Regions from separate parts of the Homo sapiens genome. Here all the other regions are linked to region 1. Evidence: chromatin contacts called from ENCODE Hi-C or POLR2A ChIA-PET data. All regions are on one chromosome and are shown on one strand. Each heading gives the region's core, a stretch centred on a gene start or an enhancer-like site at or near the end of the contact. The rest is flanking DNA. Distances are from core to core; before and after follow the strand shown. Region 1 holds the start of IQGAP2 (IQ motif containing GTPase activating protein 2). Region 2 holds the start of ANKRD31 (ankyrin repeat domain 31). Region 3 holds the start of ENC1 (ectodermal-neural cortex 1). Region 4 holds the start of WDR41 (WD repeat domain 41).

Region 1 (3,114 bases), core at 215-2,714:
TAGTCCTCAGGCCTCCCCCTCACTGCAAGGGTAACACAGGAAAGATAACCTCCCATCTTTGACACGCCAGCGGGGAGGAGGGGAAAGAACCTACACAAGTTGAGGAGCCCTTTTTCAGTTAAGCAAGTCAGTGGCCTTACGCACCATCCAAAACCACACACACACACAAACAAAACACCCTGCTGAAGGTATCACCACCTTAACCCAAACCTGGTACCTCTGCCACCAAGGCCAGCCTGGGCAAAGATTAACCTGTGGTCTTCGGCCTTGGGTTCACTGACAGGGCCACCTTGGAGAGACAGCAGGCCAACTTTCTGTTTGTTTTAAAGGAAATGCTTCCTGGCACATGTTTAGGACTCTGAACTCTGCACATGAAGCCACGTGGTTGGTGTTAATCTGGCTCCATCCACTCACGATCGGCCAAAGCAACCTATTTCCGAGGGCAGCCCCTGGCTGGGTAATCGACACCATCTCGTTCAAGTCACGCGGGCTCCCGCCGGATTCCCCGGAGCCTAGTGCCGCGTCCTCTCCACACAGCAATCCTCCCGCGCGAGGGGAGCGGGGGGGAAAGGGGTTGGGGGGTTTCAGAGGGGAGGGACTTACACCTGTGAGGCCAATGGCTCTAGCGGGTCAGGTGAAGTTCGAGGGCGCGGGACAGGAGGAGACTCCCGCCCTTCCAGTCAAGCCGGCTTTGCACTAGCAGAGTGCGCCGGCGCCCTACTTGCGGTGCCCACCTGTAGCCACAGCAAACAAACTTTCCTCCCCTTCTGGGTTGGAAGAATCCGGTGCCTTACGCCACCCCCTGGCCCAAGCCGGCGGCGACCCGGAGCTCCGCGGACTCCTCACCTGATACCCCTAAAATCCCAACCTGGTCTGTCCCAGAGCGCAATCCCCGCACTGCCCGCGCACCCCGTTTGGGTATGCGGAGTGGAGGGTCTGGGTTGCCAGCTGGATATTAGGAATTGGGGGGCGGGAGGAGCGGGGGGACGCGATTCACTGCCCTTTGCAACTCCAGCTCCCAACTTTGCCAGCCGCGCAGTTGCTGCCTTCCAATTTCCTCTGCGCCGCGCAACCGGCTCCCTCGGCTTCTCCAACGCCGTCCTCGGGGAGGGAGCTCCCCAAGGCCAGCAGGAACCCCGCGCGCCCGGCGCACTTACAGCCATAGCGGGGTCTCTGCAGCGACGGCAGCTCTTCGTGTGGCATCCTGCGCGTCTCCGGGGGCCCGCCCGGGGCGCGCCCCCCGCGGCTACCCTCGCTGGCCAGGCTCGCGGGCTCTGCGCCCCGCCGGCGCGCTCGGATCCCGCCTCTCGCCGATTTCCCCTAGCCGCCCGAAGATCTGCGACCCACTCCCTCGGTGCTCTCTCGCCAGAGCCAGCCACGGCCGCCGCGCGCTGACACTGAAGTAAAAGTGAACTCTCCTCCCTCGCTCCCTGGCCGGTCGCCGCCGCCTCCCGCAGCAGGTTTCCTTTCTCCTCCAGCCAGGCCCCGTTATTCACCGCGGTGGGAGCGCGCGCCGAGACGCAGCGACCCCTACCGCGTGTCGGGCGCAGCGCCCAGGCCGCGTGGACCCGCCCCTTCTCCCCCGGGGGAGAGGGAAGGGGCCGAGAGGGACGCTGGGCCGGGACCCCCTGCAGCTGGGGCCCCCGCACAGCTGGTGGCCTGGGGGTGGCGGCCACCCCGCCTTATTTCTCGCTTCTGGAGAGTTTCGAGGGTGGAAGTGAACCAACGCGGAGAAGTGCAAGAAAAACCGCAGAAGTCACAGGGAGCCCTTCGTGTCCGGGGTGTTGCTCAGTTACTGAGGGACAAACAGCGCGGTTCCTTTTCCTCTGGGGAGATTTCACGTTGACTTTTGTTCTTCTTCTTCGTCTTTTTGGTTTTGTTTTTTTTTGTTTTTTTTTTTTTTTTGCTTCGAAAGTTGCTTCTGTCACTTTTTGTCTACAAAATAACAGGGTTCCCCTTATGACAAGAAACTGAGTGTGTGTGTGCTGGAGGAACAAGATAACCCAAGGCAACCACTCAAAACACAACTGCGAGTCATCCCCCTCCCTCCGATCACCTTGTGCCCGCCCCCGCCCCAGTGTGCAGAGCCTTCTCTCAAGCCCAGCTGGGGTCGCAAGCCACAGAAACCTTTTCCGGCTAAGCTTTTAAGGAAATTAAACTGCATGTGGCTGTTTTGAAATCGGGGTTTTCATGCGGTCGCCAGGAGCTATTTTTCTCTTTGTGTCTCAGCGTGATAAAATCTGGAGGGAATGCGGGACGCTTCCGTACCTGTGCCCTCACCTATTTGACAATTGTGGAATGTGTGGGTGACCCGATAACAGGAAAAACAAACTGAGGGAGGGCGATAAGAAATTATTTAGAGCCGGGCGCGGCGGCTCACGCCTGTAATCCCAGCACTTTGTGAAGCCGAGGCACAAGGATCCCTTGAGCCCAAGAGTTCCAGACCAGCCTGGGCAACATAGCGAGACCCCGTCTCTCCAAAAAATGAAAAAATAATATTAGCCGTATTAGCCGGGCGTGGTGGTTGCGCCTGCAGTCCCAAGCTACTCAGGAAGCTGAGGTGGGAGGATTGCTTGAGCCCGAGAGGACAAGGCTGCTGTGGGTTGTGATTGCACCAGTGCACTCCAGCCTGGGTGAGAGTGCAAGACCCTCGGAGGCGGTGGGGGGATGGAAATTATTTCGCTGAGGAAATGGTGGCATAGTGACACTAATCATTTTTTATTATGCAAGGATACAGAGGATGAGCAGCTGTTTTCCATTTCATATAGGAGACGCAGTCCTTCTCAAACTTGTTGAAACTCACATTCTTGGGCCCCACCCTCAGAATTTCCGACTCAATGGGTCTGGGCTGGTGCTCATGAATTTGCATTTCTAATTTCTAGCATACTGCCAGGTGATGCTGACACTGCAGAGCGTGCTTAGGGTGGCTCTGTGAGTGGTAGATGCTCACAGGGACGTAAACTGTACACAGGGAACTCTCAATTCAGACGGGATAGCAAAATATTTTTTTTTTTTCCCTGATGGCATTAGATTCTCACCTGTTTGGAATGGGATGAATGGAGTTTTCCTTTCTTAAAAAGCAGATGCCTCTCAGTCTAAGAACAATTCAGAGGC
Region 2 (3,273 bases), core at 525-3,024, 1.2 Mb after region 1:
ATGGAGCCACTCACCACCATTTACTGGGTATGCATCCCCCAATTCCTGTGAAAGCAGAGTTGGATAATTAAAAGAATGGGTGAAGTGGGCATAGTGGCATGAGATTGTAGTTCCGGCTATTTGGGAGGGTGAGGTGGGAGGACAGCTTGAGCCCAGGAGTTGGAGATTAGCTTGGGCAACACAGAAGAATGCGCTAATGAATTAATTAAACAGTGGGTGAGCAGGAAAGGTGATAGGAATTTAGGTCTGATTTAGACACGGAGGGTATAAATGGACTACTGTTAAAAAAAATAAAAAAGAGGTCTAGTTCTTTGCATATTTATTATTGCTCTGCCTAATTTACAGAGTTGAGGCGAGGAATTTTATTTAAGTAAGTTACTTATTCAAGTAAGTTTATTTTTTTATTTTTTGAGACATGGTATGACTCTGTTGCTCAGGCTGGAGTGCGTTTGCTCAATCATAGCTCATTATAACCTCAAACTCCTGGGCTCAAGCGATCCTCCCGCCTCAACCTGAGTAGCTGGGACTACAGGCCCATGCTACCATGCCCTGCTAATTAAAAACAAATTTTTTGCAGAGATAGGGGTCTCACCATGTTGCCCAGGCTGGTCTTGAACTTCTGGTCTCAAGCAATCCTCCTGCCTCGGCCTCCAATGCATTGAGGTTACAGGTAGAGCCACCACCCCCAGCCTCAAGTTAAGTTTAGAAGATAATCACCAATCAAGCATTTTAAATAGCAGTGGCTTGAATATACATAGTAAAAACACAAAATAATAATAATGATAATAATGGCAAAGCTACTCCATATAGTGAAAAGGGCAATGAATTGGGAAGTCAGAAATCTCTAGCTCCATCCATTTATGACAAAACTTAGACTTTATATGTGCTAGATGCTGGAGACTCCAAGGTGAATACTAAACACTTGCTATGGGAAAACAACTTGGTCTTTTCTTGAATCTTCTTCTCACTTGGCAAGTGGAAGCTCACTTGGCTTTGTTTTGAATTAGTTTGAATTAAAAATGTTCAACTAGACTGAAACACATCAAATATATAAAATTCTAGTACTTCATTAAAACGCAATTGACTACTTTTGGAGGTTGCTAGGCATTACTATTATTATAAAAATTGATAAAAGAGGAAAAAATAAAGCATTTATCCTGCCTTTCCTGCATAATCTGTATTTCAGGTAACCAAAGCGTTGTTGAGAGAAAAAAAAAATGCAAAATACATCACTGAGATTAGTTGATGAGCTAAAACTTCTGATAAACGTATCTGTTTTGTCTACCTCAGAGGACACTTGAGGAGAGGCTGTCAAGGGATTAAAGGGAAAGGAAGCACTTGGTGGGCTGCAAAAACTCTCTTTAGGTCTAAGGTCGCATTCTGGCTCCAGAATGCCAGGGCTGCTGGGGCGGGCAGGAGCTGACAGCTCTTCCCGTATCTGGGGCTCACAAGCATCAGGTGCATGGCAGGTCACCCTCCCGGCCAAGGGTGTTAAGCAGGCTCGGTCTGAGTTCTGGGTGCGCCACGCCTGCCTTTCTGGTCTCTGCAGCAGCAACCCCAGCACCCTCAAAGCCTAGCGACCGAGAATGAGAAACCGTGAAAAAAACACGCAGCGGCAGGCCACGCCCAGAGTAGGCCTGCGCGCGCGCGCGCGGCCTCCCACTTCCGGCCACGGGAGCTGGGGGCGGGGCCGAGCGCTGCGCAGGGCTCCGTCGTGTGGCGAGCGGCTGCCCCCTGTCTGCGACGAGCGGCGGGACCCGCGGGCCGCCTCGCAGACTGCTACCCCGCCGCGCTCGCGGCCGCCTGCGTCCTCCTCAGCAGCCCTGCGACAAGTCCCGGCTCCTGCTGCGATTATATTATTTTTATTTTTAATTCACAATTTCCCCTGGCCCTCAAAGCGTTTTTTTGTTTGCGGGCAAGAGGGAGTTAGAGGAGGGTAAAAAAGACTTTGAATGTGAGGCAAAGATGGAGGAAGGCGTCCAGGCCCCAGACTGGGACAGTGATGAAACTGTGATAGAGGGTTCAGTGACGGAGAGCGACCTGGAAGAAAAGGAGCTGCCCTGGAGAAGGTGACCATCATTAGGGCCACAGTGCCTGAACCCTCGCGCCAGGGCGGCCCAGGTGCCCTCTGAGGGGGTCAGAGTTTTGAGTGGAGATCGTGACCAGAACATGTGCTTGTGGGCAGGATCAGAGCCTTGTGGGGCAGCCGTGCCTGAGCTGAGAGCTTGTAAATAAGCAAACACAGTCTGTTCCCACCTACCCCCAACCAGCTAGGGATAAAATGAGGTTTGTACTAGGTGGCTTTATAGCATTTTTCAAAAGGCTTTCCTTTTGGGGGCTTTAAGTCTTTTTGCACAAGCAAAAAAGATCTTGGGTCTGAACTTAACTGCATTTTGTTTCAGGAGACTTCATTTTGCTTCAAGAGACTCGTAGCTCAGTTCTAGGAAAATGGGTAACAGTTTCTCTCAAGAAAAGAATGTGTGATGGGGAAACTGGTCCCTGCCAAACTGGAAACGAATAGTTTTATACGAATCCAAAAAAGTCGGTATTTCAGGTTATCGAAACCTTTCTCTAACATATTCTCTGTGCTAGACACAGGGAAAAGAGGGCAGGGATGAGGCCACTAGGTCTGCTTCATATGTGCTCAGGGCTGTGTCTGGGACTTAAGTTGGATCGTACACAGAATTAGGTCATTCTCCTTTCCCTCTCTCTCTTCTCCAGGATTCTCCTGCCCCCTTTCCTCATCATACCCACTTGCCAGTTCATATGATCAGAAAGACAGGTTTCTTTGAGTGTTAGCCTTTTCACTATACAGCAGTTCCTTACAAGGGGGACAGCCTTTAGCACAGAGTTAAGAAAAGAGAGAAAAAAGGGGGATTCTGTCCACACTTTTCAGGCAATACCGATCCCTTTTCCCAGTTCCTCTGGTAGACACTTTCTCTTGAGTTTTATGTTCCCCAGTTGCCATGGTTGGTGTCTGCTCTGAGGCTAGGGCCAGCCTTGGGGCAGGGCTGGGAGGTGAGAGAGAAAGCAACATAAAGCCCTGGGCTTTGTCCTATACCTTCTGGCATGCAGGGGTCATTTTCCTTGGTCTTCTGGATAAAAATAGGTTTACTGTCTGTGCCCACTGGATGGTTCAAAGCTGAAAGACAAAAAAGAACCAAAAAACCGAAAACAAACTGAAACTCGTCAATAAATGGGTTGTTATTAAGATTTCAACTTCAGTCCCCAATCTACCTGCTATTGTTTACTTTTCAAGGTTCTCGAGTAGTT
Region 3 (3,272 bases), core at 43-2,542, 1.8 Mb after region 1:
CAAGCTGGGAGGCGAAGCGCGGGCGCTTGGGGACGCGGGGACCCGGGGACGGAATAAACTCTGTCGTGGGGCCCTCACTCTCGAGCTGCAGAGCTGGGACATTGTTGCTAAGTGACTACGAGCCAGGCAATTCACATCTCCCTGGGCCTCGGTTCCCCACCTGTAAAACAAGGGGGCTGGACCGGTCATCTATCCCGTTCATTTATAGACTTAGCTCCAAATACCGAATAAAAGACAGATATTTTAACTCCCAGTGGAAAGACAAGCCTCTAGTTGCAAAGATAAATGGGATTCGTAAAAGTGATCACCACGCGAGATTATTTTTCGAATCGCCTTCCCTTCTCCTGACACGCGGGACTATTAAACGTGTGTGTGTGCTGGGCCATTTCTTTACTGAACTCCAAACTAACACCACCGAGCGATAAAAAACAGGAGAAGGTGATGGAGGCTTAATCGCTAGGAGAGGAGGCGGCGTGGCTGCTGCTTTGAGGAGTTCACTTTGAATCAAGCGGCCGCGGCGATTGGCTGAAAAGCACGTGGTGCGCGCCCCGCAGGACTGCGCCCCGGCTGCCCCTGCAGTCGCCTGGCTTAGGGCAGAGTCCAGCCGGGGGTGCCGCACCCACTGGGGAGTGGGGAGGGAGGACACATAGGAAATGCCTGGGGCTGGAGTCTCTTTGGCTCTCTGCCAGCAAGAAACTTAAACGTCCTGGCTTGCTCAACCCGAGTGTCCCTAAACTGTCCAGACTTTTGCCCGTCCATTGCCACTATCTCTCCCCACTCTGGGTGTCCTACCCAAGGCGCTGTCTATGCGTGCCCAGGGCCTGTCCTGCGGATACCCAGCTCGCCCCTTGCAGCCCTTTTTAGAGCATCTCGCGGGCTCTGGCATCACCAAGCGCACAGCCCCGGGCTGCGCTCCCCTAAGGTGGGTCCCTCAGATCCGGGGCTGTCCATTAACCAGGCTGGCCCAAAGAGGCGCAGACACTCGAACCCGGGAAAACTTATTTTATTCTCGGTTCCCGGGGTTGCAGCTGCCAGCGGCTGAGACAGTGCGTCCGCTTTGTCTCTCTGCACTCCCCGCAGCCCCCCTCTCCCGCTTCCTCTCCCGATTAACTCCCCCGACACGCTCTTCTCTAGCTCCTCTCCTCCTCCCACTCCTTCTCCTCCTCTTCCTCCTCCTACACCACAGGCCGCGCTAATGCGCTTCCTCCCTCCCCCGGTGTCGGTCTCTTTGCATACGCGCCCCCTCCCCTCCCCGCCGCGCCACTTATAGCGGGGCGCACGGCGGCGGGGCGCAGACTGCTCTGGCAGCCGGAGAGGAGGCGGTGCGGCGGTGGCGCTGCGGAGACCCGGTCCAGACGCCTGGCGGCCGCCGGCACACAAGGCGCTTTCTAGCTCCCTCCCCCGAGCGCACAGCCCGCCTCCTTCCGCGGCGCCTGCAGTGGCAGGCTTGCTCTGCCCTACCGTGACGCGCTCCGGAGACGCTCTGCGGGTCCTGGACACCGGGTCCGCGGCGTGGGGACGACAGACGGAGGCGAACGCCATCGGTAGCCGGTCCGCGAGCCATCGTTCGGGGCGCAGTCCTCTCCCCGGCTGGCCCTCCTTTCTCCGGGGCATTCGCCACCGCTTCCCTGGGCTGAGACGACCGGTTCGTCGCCTCCTTGCCCGTGACCGTCGCTAGAACTCAGTTGTGCGTTGCGGCCAGTCGCCACTGCTGTAAGTTTCCCCCACTGCCCCGGACCTGTTGCAGGCGCTGCGGGCTTCAGGGGCTGCTTCGGCTGCAGGGGTGTGTTCGCGAGGGGTGAGCGTGCTCCGAGCACTCGGGAGCTTCGACTAGAGGGCAAGGGGAGCTCTTCTCGGTGCGGAGATCACGGTGCCCGCCGCTGCCCTCCCACAGCAGGCAGAAGCCGGGCATCGCCGGAGAGGTCGACCGGCCTCCCCTCCGCGGTGCAATGTCTGGGGCGAGCCGCTGGGGAAGCGAGGAGCCGAGCTAAGGATACAGTCAGCCTCTCTCCTCTGCGGAAAGCAGCGCTTTCCTGGGGGTGAATGTCGCGCTGCGTCGCTCCCCGCAGCCTCCAGGGCCGAGCGCGCGGGATGGTTGGCCCACGTTGCATCCTCCCCGGCTTGGAGGAAAGTTGGGGCCATGCACAGACACCCTGAGTGCGGGCATGTTCACTGCGGCGGAAATGTCTATAGAGAATGAATGAAAACTGCTTTCTGAAAAACTAGTTTCTTGATCTGTCGTGTTAACATTATTAGTTACAAAGGATAGGAATTGGTGGGCCTGGAGATGAAACACTGAATTTATCCACATGCGGTTTGGTGTCACACAGGCATGGCCAGCTTGTTAAATAGCGTTGCAAGTGTTAATAAAAAGACTCTGGCAAGAAGCTACTTTTGTTAACAAGATCTTTATAATGTTCTATTGTTACCGGTAATGTAAATGCCCAGAAAAAAATCTGCTTAGTTTCTCTTTTGATTGGATTGAGATCAGGTTCAAAACCTGGAGAAGGGTGCGGGACGCTAAGCATTGGAGGCAGAGAGCCTGAGTTAGGAGCATGAAGTGAACTGAAGTTACTGTAACTGAAGCCCTTTTGATGTTCACAGTAATAGCAGCCCTTTCTCTGTCTTCTTTGCAGACGTAGGTTAAGTACATGTGTGCATTTTCTTGGCCACTTACTTGGTATGCAAATGTGATTTCTCTGGGGGCTTAAAAATGCTCGAAAGATGATTCATTTTATGTTGAAGGTGTGTTCAGTGACTTGTATACATGGTTTCTGCTGATATTTTGAGGTTTGCACAGTTTTAAACCAGAAAGCAAGTATTTCCTCTTGGGTTTCCAAGTTTACTTTTTATTTTAATCAAACATTGTTGCAAGAATGTTGATTGTGATTTTGACTGTGACGTGCTTTTCCATCTGGGTGGTATCCAAGATGACAGGCTAGGCTCTTCCTTCTGGCTTGTTGGGCCAACCTGGAACATACAGGAGCATAAACACAGGATGCGGAGAGATGTAGATCCTATATCCTAAGGTCTTCTAAGCAAATTGTTTTCTTAGGTGTAAGTCTGGTTGTGAATGTTGTTTTGCACCATCCTGAATTTAATGTTCAAGGAAATGTGTTCTGGGCCTAGCATGATTCCAGCTCAATGTGTAAGCATTTTGGTGCCTGTGCACCTAGTTTCAGGGAGCCTCATTCTTCCTTCACTCAGGGCAGCATTTGCTCTGAGAGAGGCGGCAGATTCACAAGAGTAAGTAGACAGTCTATTGAGGTTTA
Region 4 (2,905 bases), core at 353-2,852, 1.1 Mb before region 1:
ACCCTGGACCAGTGCTTTAAAGCATCAGCAGAATGTCCCTTACATCAGAGTAATGTGGCATTGGGCAAACCCTAAAGAGCATGGGGCAAACCCTAAAGAATGTGGATAATCAGAAGAATAAAATGTAGGCTATTTGGGCAACCACATTGTCTCACGTGAAGATATTCCTTCCAGAACTGAACTCCTGATGTCTCTGAGTTTTGTTTTACTTAAAGATAAGTCCCTCTTTCCCAGGGGATAGTCTCTGTTTTGGTCTGTCTTCAACTGTATGCAGACTGCAATTTGGGGCTAGCACACAGAAGGCAACATGCTCCTGATCCTTGGGAGTGTGTTCTTGCCGAGTGCACTCAAAAGGAATACAAAGATGAATTATAGGAGATCCGAGTTCCAGAGGGACTGTAAGTTTGTGTAGCTGCTCACAACCAACTTAGCTTAAAGTGGGATGTATGGCTCTCTCTTATTGGTGACTGGGACATTATGCCTTGTCCCTCCAGAGCAGCATTTTATGTGATTCCTTTCTGCTTCTCTAGTGCATCTGTGTCCAATACATGTTTGCTGAATTAATGCATTAGTTGGGACATTTGTAGATTCCCTACAACAATTTACTGCTAGGAGGATTATTTGAACCTAATACATATGCAAATATATATATTTATACTTTTGCAAACATGATATGTATAAGTAGTTCCTAGACCAGTGATTTTCAGACCTTGCTACTCATCAGAATCACCTGAGGAGCCTTCCCAAAACCCCGATTCCTACGTCCCAACCACAAAGATTATTTTAATGAGTCTGAGGTGGAAGCCAGGAATCTACATTTTCAAAAGCTACCCAGGTAATTCTGATATGCAGTCAGCATAGATAACCACAGCCCTTTGACTACCTAAGAAAATGTAGTAGTCAAAAAAAGGTATATGAACTGCCTTCTATTCTTTAGGGAGATTCTATGTTAATATAGCATACGGTCAAGAACACTACCAATGTAGCCACTTCCTAGCTGTTATCTTTAGACAAATTACCTAATCATTCAGAGCTTTAGTTTCTTGATGTGTAAAATAGAGGATATAGGTTTACCATGAGGATTTATGTAAAGCCTTAGCACAGTAGCTGTACTATAGCACACAGTAAATGTTGGCCGGATTTATTCGGCTGTACACATGAGCCACTGGATTTGTCTGGATGCAGAAGTCTACTGCGGTACACCTTCTTCAGCAAGCTCTTGGGAAAGCAGGGGAGATTTCCTGGTACCCTAGGAAGTGGAGGATACTAAAGCCATGTCACAGGGAGGGGCATTATTCTTCGTGCGCGCTTGCTCGCCGGGGTCGGGTTGCTGCTCCGCGCGCGTCCACCAGGGGCCGCTCGAGCTACCTAAGCTCCGTGCGCTACCCGGCGGCGCTCCCGCGCGTGCTCACTCGGAGCAGCGCGCGCCCCGCAATCGCCGCAGCCGCCCCCGCCGTCGGCCGCCGCACCCCAAGCGACTGCCCAAACTAAGCCTCCGTGGCTGGGTACGGGAGCGCTTTGGGGACAAAAATTCTCCCTCAACTGTGGTCTGCATTCCTTCGGCCCGTGGGCTGATCTGGGGCGGGAAGTATTAGCGTCTCAGTTGCGCTGCAGCCGGGGAGGAAGGAGGAGGCCGAGCCTGGGGCGGAGTTTGGGCTGACTGGGGCTGGACCGGGCAAGACGCCGCCGCTGCCCGGATGTTGCGATGGCTGATCGGGGGAGGCCGAGAACCGCAGGGACTGGCCGAGGTAAACCCCGGGTGGGTCTGCTCTGCGTCCGTCGAGCTTGCTGGAGGGGCGGCTTCGTTCCGGTTCGGCCTTCCTGGGTTCCGACCGCGGGGACCCGGGCGGAGGCGGGGCTGGCTGCTGAGCTCGTGCCACGCGCTGTTCTCACGACGGTGGGGGCGGAGGGCGCGGGAGCCGGAGCTCCTCAGACCCGGCGGGACCCCAGGCGCACCCTGGAGCTGCAGACCCCCGGCCCCGTCCCACGGCTAGCTGAATCGTGAGATCCTGGCTCAGGGACGCTCAGCTGGTCAGCAGTCCTATTGGGACCTGTGACAACTTAGGGCTTCTGGCTACCGAAACTATCTTCATTTCCACTTAAAAAGTATACGATTTAGCTAGAAACGAACGAGTTGTGACCGCAGCTTTCCACTTTTGGTTTATTTGAATTGGTGTCTCTTCCTGGCGTCTACTGATACTTGGTCAGGGAATATAAAATTAATTTACTTATCCAACAACCGAAAAAGGATATAATTATTTTTAAAAAGTAATCTGCTTCAAGGTCAAGAACATGATTTTCTAATTAACTGCTGTTTTTGGTTTCATAGTCACACTTTCTTCATGGGCCCGAATAATTGAATAGACCGTGTGTAATGAAATTTACATTTGAAATGTGAATAAAATAATTTTTGCAGTCTTGGAAATTTTGAGGTCCCAAATTTATTTCGTATGCCACACAAGAACTTTCATGCGCGTCCGTGTGAAGAGACCACCAAACAGGCTTTGTGTGAGCAATAAAAGCTTTTAATCACCTGGGTGCAGGCGGGCTGAGTCCGAAAAGAGAGTCAGCGAAGGGAGATAGGGGTGGGGCCGTTTTATAGGATTTGGGTAGGTAAAGGAAAATTACAGTCAAAGGGGAGTTGTTCTCTGGCGGGCAGGAGTGGGGCAAGGTGCTCAGGGGAGCTTTTTGAGCCAGGATGAGCCAGGAAAAGGACTTTTACAAGGTAATGTCATCACTTAAGGCGAGGACCGGCCATTTTCACTTTTGTGGTGGAATGTCATCAGTTAAGGCGGGGCAGGGCATTTTCACTTCTTTTGTGATTCTTCAGTTATTTCAGGCCATCTGGGCGTATATGTGCAAGTCACCGGGGATGCGATGGCTTAGCTTGGGCTCAGAGGCCTGA

Evidence for each region. A loop is a pair of places that touch in the nucleus more often than their neighbours do. ChIA-PET counts read pairs that join two places held with the same protein, here RNA polymerase II (POLR2A). Pooled maps may share reads with other maps.
Region 2: a map of naive thymus-derived CD4-positive, alpha-beta T cell shows a loop between it and region 1 (3-fold over the local background). The contact joins the promoter of ANKRD31 here to the promoter of IQGAP2 in region 1. A Hi-C loop is called at or near these places in 1 of 168 maps with a recorded cell type or tissue (naive thymus-derived CD4-positive, alpha-beta T cell), 1 of 37 single-sample maps with no recorded cell type and 7 of 50 pooled maps. POLR2A ChIA-PET finds 5 or more read pairs at or near these places in 2 of 52 experiments (activated CD4-positive, alpha-beta T cell and activated CD4-positive, alpha-beta memory T cell).
Region 3: a map of natural killer cell shows a loop between it and region 1 (5-fold over the local background). The contact joins the promoter of ENC1 here to the promoter of IQGAP2 in region 1. A Hi-C loop is called at or near these places in 1 of 168 maps with a recorded cell type or tissue (natural killer cell), 4 of 37 single-sample maps with no recorded cell type and 7 of 50 pooled maps.
Region 4: a map with no recorded cell type shows a loop between it and region 1 (12-fold over the local background). The contact joins the promoter of WDR41 here to the promoter of IQGAP2 in region 1. A Hi-C loop is called at or near these places in 3 of 37 single-sample maps with no recorded cell type and 9 of 50 pooled maps. POLR2A ChIA-PET finds 5 or more read pairs at or near these places in 3 of 52 experiments (CD8-positive, alpha-beta memory T cell, H1 and activated T-cell).

The regions. Positions count from the first base shown.
Region 1 is chr5:76,401,635-76,404,748 of GRCh38, reverse strand. IQGAP2 (IQ motif containing GTPase activating protein 2) reads right to left here and starts at 1,464. Exons shown (of 36, transcript NM_006633.5): 1 at 1,158-1,464. The coding sequence starts at 1,203. RefSeq lists silencers at 1,153-1,262, 1,433-1,782 and an enhancer at 999-1,499.
Region 2 is chr5:75,235,379-75,238,651 of GRCh38, reverse strand. ANKRD31 (ankyrin repeat domain 31) reads left to right here and starts at 1,774. Exons shown (of 26, transcript NM_001372053.1): 1 at 1,774-2,069. The coding sequence starts at 1,966. LOC124901006 (a long non-coding RNA gene) reads right to left here and starts at 1,614. Exons shown (of 2, transcript XR_007058823.1): 1 at 1,286-1,614. RefSeq lists a silencer at 1,534-1,833 and an enhancer at 1,884-2,053.
Region 3 is chr5:74,638,748-74,642,019 of GRCh38, reverse strand. ENC1 (ectodermal-neural cortex 1) reads left to right here and starts at 1,292. Exons shown (of 3, transcript NM_003633.4): 1 at 1,292-1,713. It also overlaps a transcript of HEXB not described here. RefSeq lists enhancers at 1-306, 307-1,022, 1,484-1,843 and a silencer at 1,184-1,443.
Region 4 is chr5:77,491,013-77,493,917 of GRCh38, reverse strand. It overlaps WDR41 (WD repeat domain 41), which reads left to right and starts at 1,602. Exons shown (of 13, transcript NM_018268.4): 1 at 1,602-1,748. The coding sequence starts at 1,698. RefSeq lists silencers at 1,297-1,436, 1,877-2,096 and an enhancer at 1,217-2,140.